Regions from separate parts of the Mus musculus genome. Here region 2 is linked to region 1. Evidence: chromatin contacts called from ENCODE Hi-C or POLR2A ChIA-PET data. All regions are on one chromosome and are shown on one strand. The core of a region is the stretch at or near the end of the contact, and the rest is flanking DNA. Distances in the headings are between cores, read along the strand shown.

Region 1 (3,695 bases), core at 959-3,458:
ATGGTAAATAAAAACAAACAAAAAAATAACGACTAAGAGCCATACGTGCTTTTAATCTCATCACTCAGGAGGCAGAAGCAGGTTGATCTCTGTGTGAGTTCTAGTCTACATAGTGAATTCCAGGCTAAATCCTGTGTCAAACCAAAAATGATTAAGAATGGTTAGAAAATACATTGATGGGAGAGAAAAACAATAAAGAATGGCTAGAGGTTTTACAGACATTGGTACAAAAGGCTTGATAAGGTTTCAGTGAGTTCAAAAGGATATAGGCAAACAAAATCAGTGTTGATGGGGAGAGGAGGAACATTTGATGAGAGACCCAGTAAATGCGAAGGTTCTCAGGCAGAGAGAACTGTGCTCTTGGTAGGAAAGGTGGCATGTCAAAGTCAGCAAGACACTGAGATTAGAGTGAAGGAGGCTTAAGTTTGCATCGTTACACCAGGCTGGGTGTTAGAGAAAGGACTTTAGCTTTACCTTGTCTGTAGTGTATCACCAGAGTGTCTTAAGCGGGATTGGGGCAGGTCCTGGTGGCCCCTTAGAAGGAGCCCTTTAATTGTTCATGGAGAAATAGGTGGGAGTCAGAGAGTCTGGGGAGGTGAGCCAGGCTGGAAGATGGCAGGTCTAGCAAACCGAGAGAGCACAGGCTGTGTTCTAGTTGTAGAGCAGACAGGCCCTACCACCGGACTGTAGAAGATGTCAATAGAGAGAGGCAGGAAGTCACAGAGACCTTGGAGGGGCCAGAGTTCTCATTTCCATTAGGAGACAGGGGCTTCCAGGCAGATGTTGAAGTTGTTCCTTCAATCATAGTTGCTCAAGGTCCTCCTGGGTGTGGGGGGCCCAGCACATTTGGATCACCTCATCTTTAGTAACCCCAGCATTCCTGGGCACAGACCAGACAGAGAAAGGCATGTCTGGAACACAGATTAGCCTGCTGCAGCTGCCGGGACAGAGGGGCCTCGCTGGCCAGGGTCGGCCACTTCCTCTGCCACCCCTGGTACGTGTTTTAGGTGACTGCTTTCTGGCCCAGAGGAGGCTTCTCAGTGCCTCATTCCAACCTGGACTGCCCAAGCCAAAATTACCTTCTTTCCTTAAATCAGAAGCCTGAAGAGCCACACCAGCCACAGGGAGAGCTTCGCCTCTGCCTCCTGGCTTAGGCCATTGCCCAGCTTGGAGGAAAGTCCCGGGGCTGACCCGGAAAGCCCATCAGAGCAGGGGAAGTCCCTGTGTGGCTCTTGACGTACTGAGCTCTGGTCAGTACCTGGTGATTATCCAGCCAAGGGCCCGGAGAGGTGGACTCCTTGCATTTCCATGACACCAGCTTTTGATGCACTGTTGTCCAGAGGAAAGGGTGGCAGGAAACAGAGTTTTAGCAAATGCCACCATGGACGTCACCATCCTAACAGCACCACAATGATATGTATATTTACACTTATTTGACAGATGCAGAGAATGGAGCTTAGAGAGGCAAGTAACTCACTGATAGTCAGGCAGCTAATAAATGGATTTGATTCATCTGCATCAAAGCTCCCTCCTGGGAGGTGGGGTTGGGGCTGGAGAGATGTCTCAGTGGTGAAGAGCGCTTTCTGTTATTCTAGAGTATCTGAATTTGGTACCCAACACCCACATCTGCAGCTCCAGGAGATGCCACACCCTCTTCTGACCTCCAAGGGCCCCAACGTGTGCATATGTATAATTAAGAGAAAAATAAAAAGGCTTCCTCAGGAATGCTGTGGCCTACTGCCAAGCTAGATGTTCTCTTAGGCAGTCTCTTCTCGGTCTTAACTGCTGAGCCATCTCTCCAGCCCCTCCACTTCAGTAATTAACATGGAGATGGCAAAACAGATTTTCTTTAGCGTAACAATACTAGCTTAATTTTTTTTATTTTTACAGAGATCTGATTCTGTAAATTATACTGGTCCCCGAATCACAGCAATTCTCCTGCCTCAGCCCCCAGTTGTGTTGGGATTACATGAAGGAACCACTAGGCCTGACTCCCAAGGGAGAGCCTTGGGTCTTTACCCGCTAAACCCTATGATGCCTCGGCCTCACCCAGGGTCTCTTCCCACTGAGAAGAAACTCTGAAGGATGAGAGCTTGCTGAGTCATGGCCAGGTTGGACCTGGGAGGGCTATTTTTAGAACTGTTTTCATTATTGGAGGCGACTGAAAGAATAGGGAGGTTTTTCCCAGCATGGCTGTCCCAGTGGCCTGGCCAAGCTTTTGTACTCAGGGTCTGCTTTCTTTGGCTGACAGAAGAGGTCAGAAGCCATCAGGCACCAGAGCTAAACCTGTGCCAAGACCCTATTCTGGCATCTCGGTCACTGCATGGAAGCAAGCCGGACACCCCGAGGGACAGGAGGTCTGATAATGAAGTGGACTAGGCAGGCAGAGGTCTTTAAGACAGGAGGCAAGATCTATCCGAGACCTCCAAGGTCACCCTGCCCCTCCTCCCCACTGTGGCCCAGTTTTTTCACTTAGAATCGGGTCACATGGACAGAAATGTTTCCATGTGACCAGAATGGTTTCAAAGCCAGGAGTTTACTTTCAAGTTCTGTGGAATGCTAAATGTGCCCTGAAATCCTTTGATCACCCTCAGAAGAGAGGCTCCCAGAAAGATATGCTCAGGAACAGCGGAGGCTCTTGTTTGCTACTCTGCAAAGCAGGGCCGTGGGGCCATGTGGGCTGGACACCCCTAGGTTCACACCTACCTCTGCTGTTTGCTAGTTCTGTGATCTTAGAGGGAGGTGACTCGGCCTCAGGTTGCCCACCTTCAAGAAGTAGGTTCTATAATCGAATCTGTGGATAAGTAAGGACAAGCTGGACACTGGACAGCCTGGCACACAGAGGATGCTGGCCACAAGTGGGGGGGAGGGTCATCAAAGCATGCAAGGCTGCATTTCTCCACCTGGGGAACACCGTGGGGCAGGTCCTGACTGCCAACCTTGCAAAGAGGTTTCCTATAGTCCCACCAATCCAACCCCAGGCTGTCCTGCCTGCCTCATCAGAGGCAACCCAAAACATGTCTAGCTTCCCTCCCATCTTCTCATTCCCAAACCCTTCCAGCACTTTCCTTCCTTTTCCCTTATCCATCTTCTTCTCTTCCCCAGACAGAAGAATCTCACTATTTAGCCAAGACTGGCTACAATTGCACAACCCTCTTACCTCAGCCTCTCGAGCCTTAGGCACGTACCACCATACTCCCTCTTCTCTGATTTCTCATACACAAAGTCTGTTTGCTCCTCAGGGCCTGTGGAGAGCCATCCTTCCCCAGACCACACAGGACAGGTTCTGAAATCCATCTTTCCCATGCTAGCTCAAATGTGTCTTCATCGCATCCGGGCTAATGTGGTTCCACTCTCTTTGCAGTCACTGTCCAGTCTCCTTGACTCAGATTTAATTTATCTGTTCATTATGTTTCTTTCCCACTAGGCTCAGCTATGGGAAGGCAGGGACCTCACCATGGTCTCTCCATCAGGAAGTGCTGGTCTAGAAGTTTGGTAAGTAAGGACAAATAAGTTTGGGATGAATAAATGGGTGGATGATGGATGGATGGGTTGATGGATGGACAGATGGGTGGGTGGATGGATAGATGGATGGATGGATGGATGGATGAATGGATGGATGGGTTGATGGATGGACAGATGGGTGGGTGGATGGATAGATGGATGGATGGATGGATGGATGGATGGATGAATGG
Region 2 (3,738 bases), core at 763-3,262, 39 kb after region 1:
CACACACACCTAGGACAGTTGATTTGAAGGTGGAAGGTCCTATGTGCCTTTGGTGATTGACAAATTGCTTTTGTGGAGTAACTTGTTTTCTTCCAGTTTTTGCTGTTGCTTTGTTAAAGACTGGATCTCACTATAATGCCCAAAGGGTTTTGAGCTCTCAAGTCTAAGCAAACCCCCCCCCTTTTTTTTTACCCTCTGAAGTAGCTGGGAATACAGGTGTGAGCTACCAACTCCAACACCTGTATTTTTTTCTAACTAGAAATTCGTACTGGAGGCTTGGTTTGAGTTGGAGAGGGCCACATGTTTAGTATGAAATACACAATACATATTTAGTATTTCTTTTCTTTTTTTAAATATTATTTACTTATTTATACGAGTACACTGTAGCTGTCTTCAGACACACACCAGAAGAGGGCATCAGATCCCATTACAGATGGTTGTGAGCTACCATATGGTTGCTGGGAATTGAACTCAGGAAGAGCAAGCAGTCATTGCTCTTAATGGCTGAGCCATCTCTCTAGGCCATATTTAATATTTCAAACCATTTTAAGTGTACAGTGTGCTCAGCAGCATTAGGCTTGTTCAAATGTTTGTGCGACCATGGCTGTCATCCCTGCCCGAATGTTCTATTTTGCCTAATGTGTATTAAGACTTTTCCTGAGGAAACACAACACACACATCTACTCACTCCAGATAGAGAGGCCATAGATAGACCAAAGTATGGATAATACTAAGGTCCAACTTGGTGAACCATGTGTTTTATTGGGGTTACTTACAGGAATATGGGTGTGTGTGGGGGGGGTTATTTACAGGAACAAAAATGAAGTCTCTAAGACAGCTGCATCACCAAAGCCCACCGCATCATGGGGTGACAGCTCACAAAGCTGGGAACCTGGAGCACACAGTCAGCCAGCAGGCAACTCAACAGGTTGAATACTAAGAAAGATGAGGGATTAGCTCCCCTGTGCTTATGAGAGGAGCTTAGGAGAAAGTCTCTTCCTGGGCCATGTTCCAGGTTACTTGGAGAGTGTGAATTCCTGAGTAGGTAGGCTTACCAAAGAAGTGACATTTCAAACAGTCTCGATGTACGAGTAGGAGTTTCTGCAATAAAGAAGCAGAAAGTGGAAATATAGTCAGGGTCAGGCCATAGATCTCTTTGGGGAACCGTAAAGCAGTGTGGCGTGATCCCTCTGACTGTGGTGAATAGTTTTGGAAAAGAGGCCCTGAAGGCCCTAGTCAGGAGCCTGGGTTTCATCCTCCGGTGAATGGGGAGCCCAGCATGGCTTTAAAGTAGGAGAGGGCCACGTGGAGCTTTGAGTTTGCACACTCACTCTGGCTCGCAGCATGGGGAGGCAAATCTACTGGCGTCCACGAAGGAAGTGGAGCTGGACTGATCTGCAGACGGGGCTGTATCAGTGGGGAGAGTCAGTGGAATGGCAAGAGGAGGGGATGACGTGGGTAAGGGAAGACTGAGAGGGTACAGGCTCTGGGCATGCGCAGGAGCAGCCCGCTCTGAGCTGGGTGAGGCTGTCTACTGAGAAACCCAACAAGAGTCAGGTTATGGGGCCAAGAGCCTGCCCCAAAGGACTCTGGGCCTCCACCCTTGAAATGAGAACCTGATGCCCGGCCTTGAGGGATTAAGAAAGTCCCCAATCTAGGTACAGTTTGTCCTTATCCATGTGCCAGTGGCCACTGAGGTGGGCAGTGAACCCTTGCCCAGCTTTTCCATCCCTACCAAGGTCCTCTCCATGACCCCTAGTGATATGGCTGAGGTCATAGAACAGACATCCTCGGTAGAGCACCGCTAAGGGGACTTTACAATCCTCCGGAGACCCACAGTTTGGGAGAGTGGCAGTCCCCTCTGAGTAGTTCCCCGCCTTTGGATCCTCCCGCTGGGGGAAGTGGGACTTCTTCTTTCAGGACATGAATGTCAGGCTTGGTAGTGACTAAGAGGTGCCTGAACTAGTGGGTGGAGAGAGCGTTTAAATATCAGACCTTCCTGCCCTCTGGTCATTAGACACCTGACGAGGACACATAACATCATGGCTACCCTGCGTGTCCCACTCCTGGTGGCTCTCGTCCTTCTTGCTGTGGCAATTCAGACCTCTGATGCAGGTGAGGCTGGGGAGTAGGAGGGTGGAGACCAGAGAATCTGGAAAGAGTCCAAGAGTGAGTCTGCCACTGGACTCACTTTGGCTTTGGACTAACTCTGGCACTTCCATGGGCCAGCTCTATTACTTCTCAAAACCCAGATATACACATTTATAAACTGGGTTGCTAGGAAGGCTTGGCTTTTAGGATCTGCCAATTGGTTGGTGGTATCTTGCTGGGGATCTTGCTGCCCAGATAGCTCAAATATAGGGTCCCTGGGAGTGGATAGAGAGCCTGCAAGGTACCAGGCTTGAGTCAGGGAAGGTAGAGCCTCTCTTAAAAGCTGCCCTCCCCCAACACCCAAGGTTTGCTCTGGAGCCTGTGGTGGATACAGGGTCCAGACCCCTCCTTCCCACCATAGTGTCAACACTTCTGCTTTGAGTTGGGCAGGAGAGGGGTCACGGTGAGGGGTGAGGCAACTACAACCAACCAATCAAGTGTCTGGAGAGCCTCCGTGTAGCCAAGCCCCTACGGAACTGGTATTCCTCCACGGGCCTTGGAGATGACAGATGACTAGGGTCAGTCAGGGACAGAGTGGGACTTGAACCAGGTCAGTGTCATGACTGTCACCTGTCTGAGTCTTGATTCTGACTCTGCTACAGTCTCACCATGACCTTGGATGCTCGCCTTCGCTCGGCTTCTCTGATGTAGCCTCACCAAGGCGCTGAGAAGAGGAAGATGCACCTCTAATTCTGTGTTGTATACATGGGGGTAGGTGGGTCTGCCGTAGGGCTGAGCATTCCACAAGATCCTGGGAAGCTGGTGCTATTGTCCACAGACTGACCCAAGGTGAGCATGAGGCTCTTCCTGGCTCAGACAGAGGTGCAGGACCCATTTAGAAGCCTGTTGATATTTAATCTTTCTGAATCCACTTCCTGGAGCTGACTGTCCCCAGAGCGTAGACATTGGACCTTTAGTGGCATCTCAGAGACTCCCCAGGCTAGTGTGCATGAGCCCTAGAAGATATCCATCAGTGTGGAAGAGAATTTTACTCCTATAGGTCAGCCTGTGATCAGGGGTAAGGCTGAAGCTGGCCTCTCTGTGCTCCAGCTAACGTCCCCTGGGTACCCTTCCTCCAGGTCCCTATGGTGCCAATGTGGAAGACAGTATCTGCTGCCAGGACTACATCCGTCACCCTCTGCCATCACGTTTAGTGAAGGAGTTCTTCTGGACCTCAAAATCCTGCCGCAAGCCTGGCGTTGTGTGAGTAGGGAGCTGGGGCTTCAGAACCTTGGAGGAGGGGCCTGACAAGTGTGGCCCGAGGGTAGGCAGGATGTATCGAACTCCAACTCAAGAAGGCTTGGCTGGATGGGATGGCTCAGCCAGGCTTGGGTTTTCTGAATCCCAGAATGATGGTATTATTCCATCGATATTGTTGAACATCTGTGACATGACAGAGCTGAGGATGATGGCTGAATAAATAGGTACCACCCCAGCATGACATGTATCTGTGGGCAGCATAGCCACAGGCTATTGGTGATGGGACGCAATGCTAGTTGTAGGGGTACAAACAGCATTCCTAGAGCCAAACCTGCCAAGACATTCTGGGTCCTCCCAGTGCTCTGGAATTCTTCAAGGTAGCCATTT

What was found. A loop is a pair of places that touch in the nucleus more often than their neighbours do. ChIA-PET counts read pairs that join two places held with the same protein, here RNA polymerase II (POLR2A).
Region 2: a loop to region 1 is called in a map of CH12.LX, with 3 times the contacts of the local background. The contact joins the promoter of Ccl22 here to the enhancer-like site in region 1. A Hi-C loop is called at or near these places in 5 of 37 maps with a recorded cell type or tissue (CH12.LX, T-helper 2 cell, left cerebral cortex and 1 more). POLR2A ChIA-PET finds 5 or more read pairs at or near these places in 1 of 5 experiments (Patski).

Annotation. Positions count from the first base shown.
Region 1 is chr8:94,704,848-94,708,542 of GRCm38, forward strand. No RefSeq gene overlaps it. Among named protein-coding and RNA genes, the nearest start is that of n-TLcag4, 2.6 kb to the left of the region's middle. Within about 2 kb of position 2,209, at least 1 of the 3 ENCODE cell types and tissues checked has a DNase peak (open chromatin) inside an H3K27ac peak, as active enhancers do.
Region 2 is chr8:94,743,672-94,747,409 of GRCm38, forward strand. It overlaps Ccl22 (chemokine (C-C motif) ligand 22), which reads left to right and starts at 2,013. Exons shown (of 3, transcript NM_009137.2): 1 at 2,013-2,115; 2 at 3,231-3,354. The coding sequence starts at 2,043.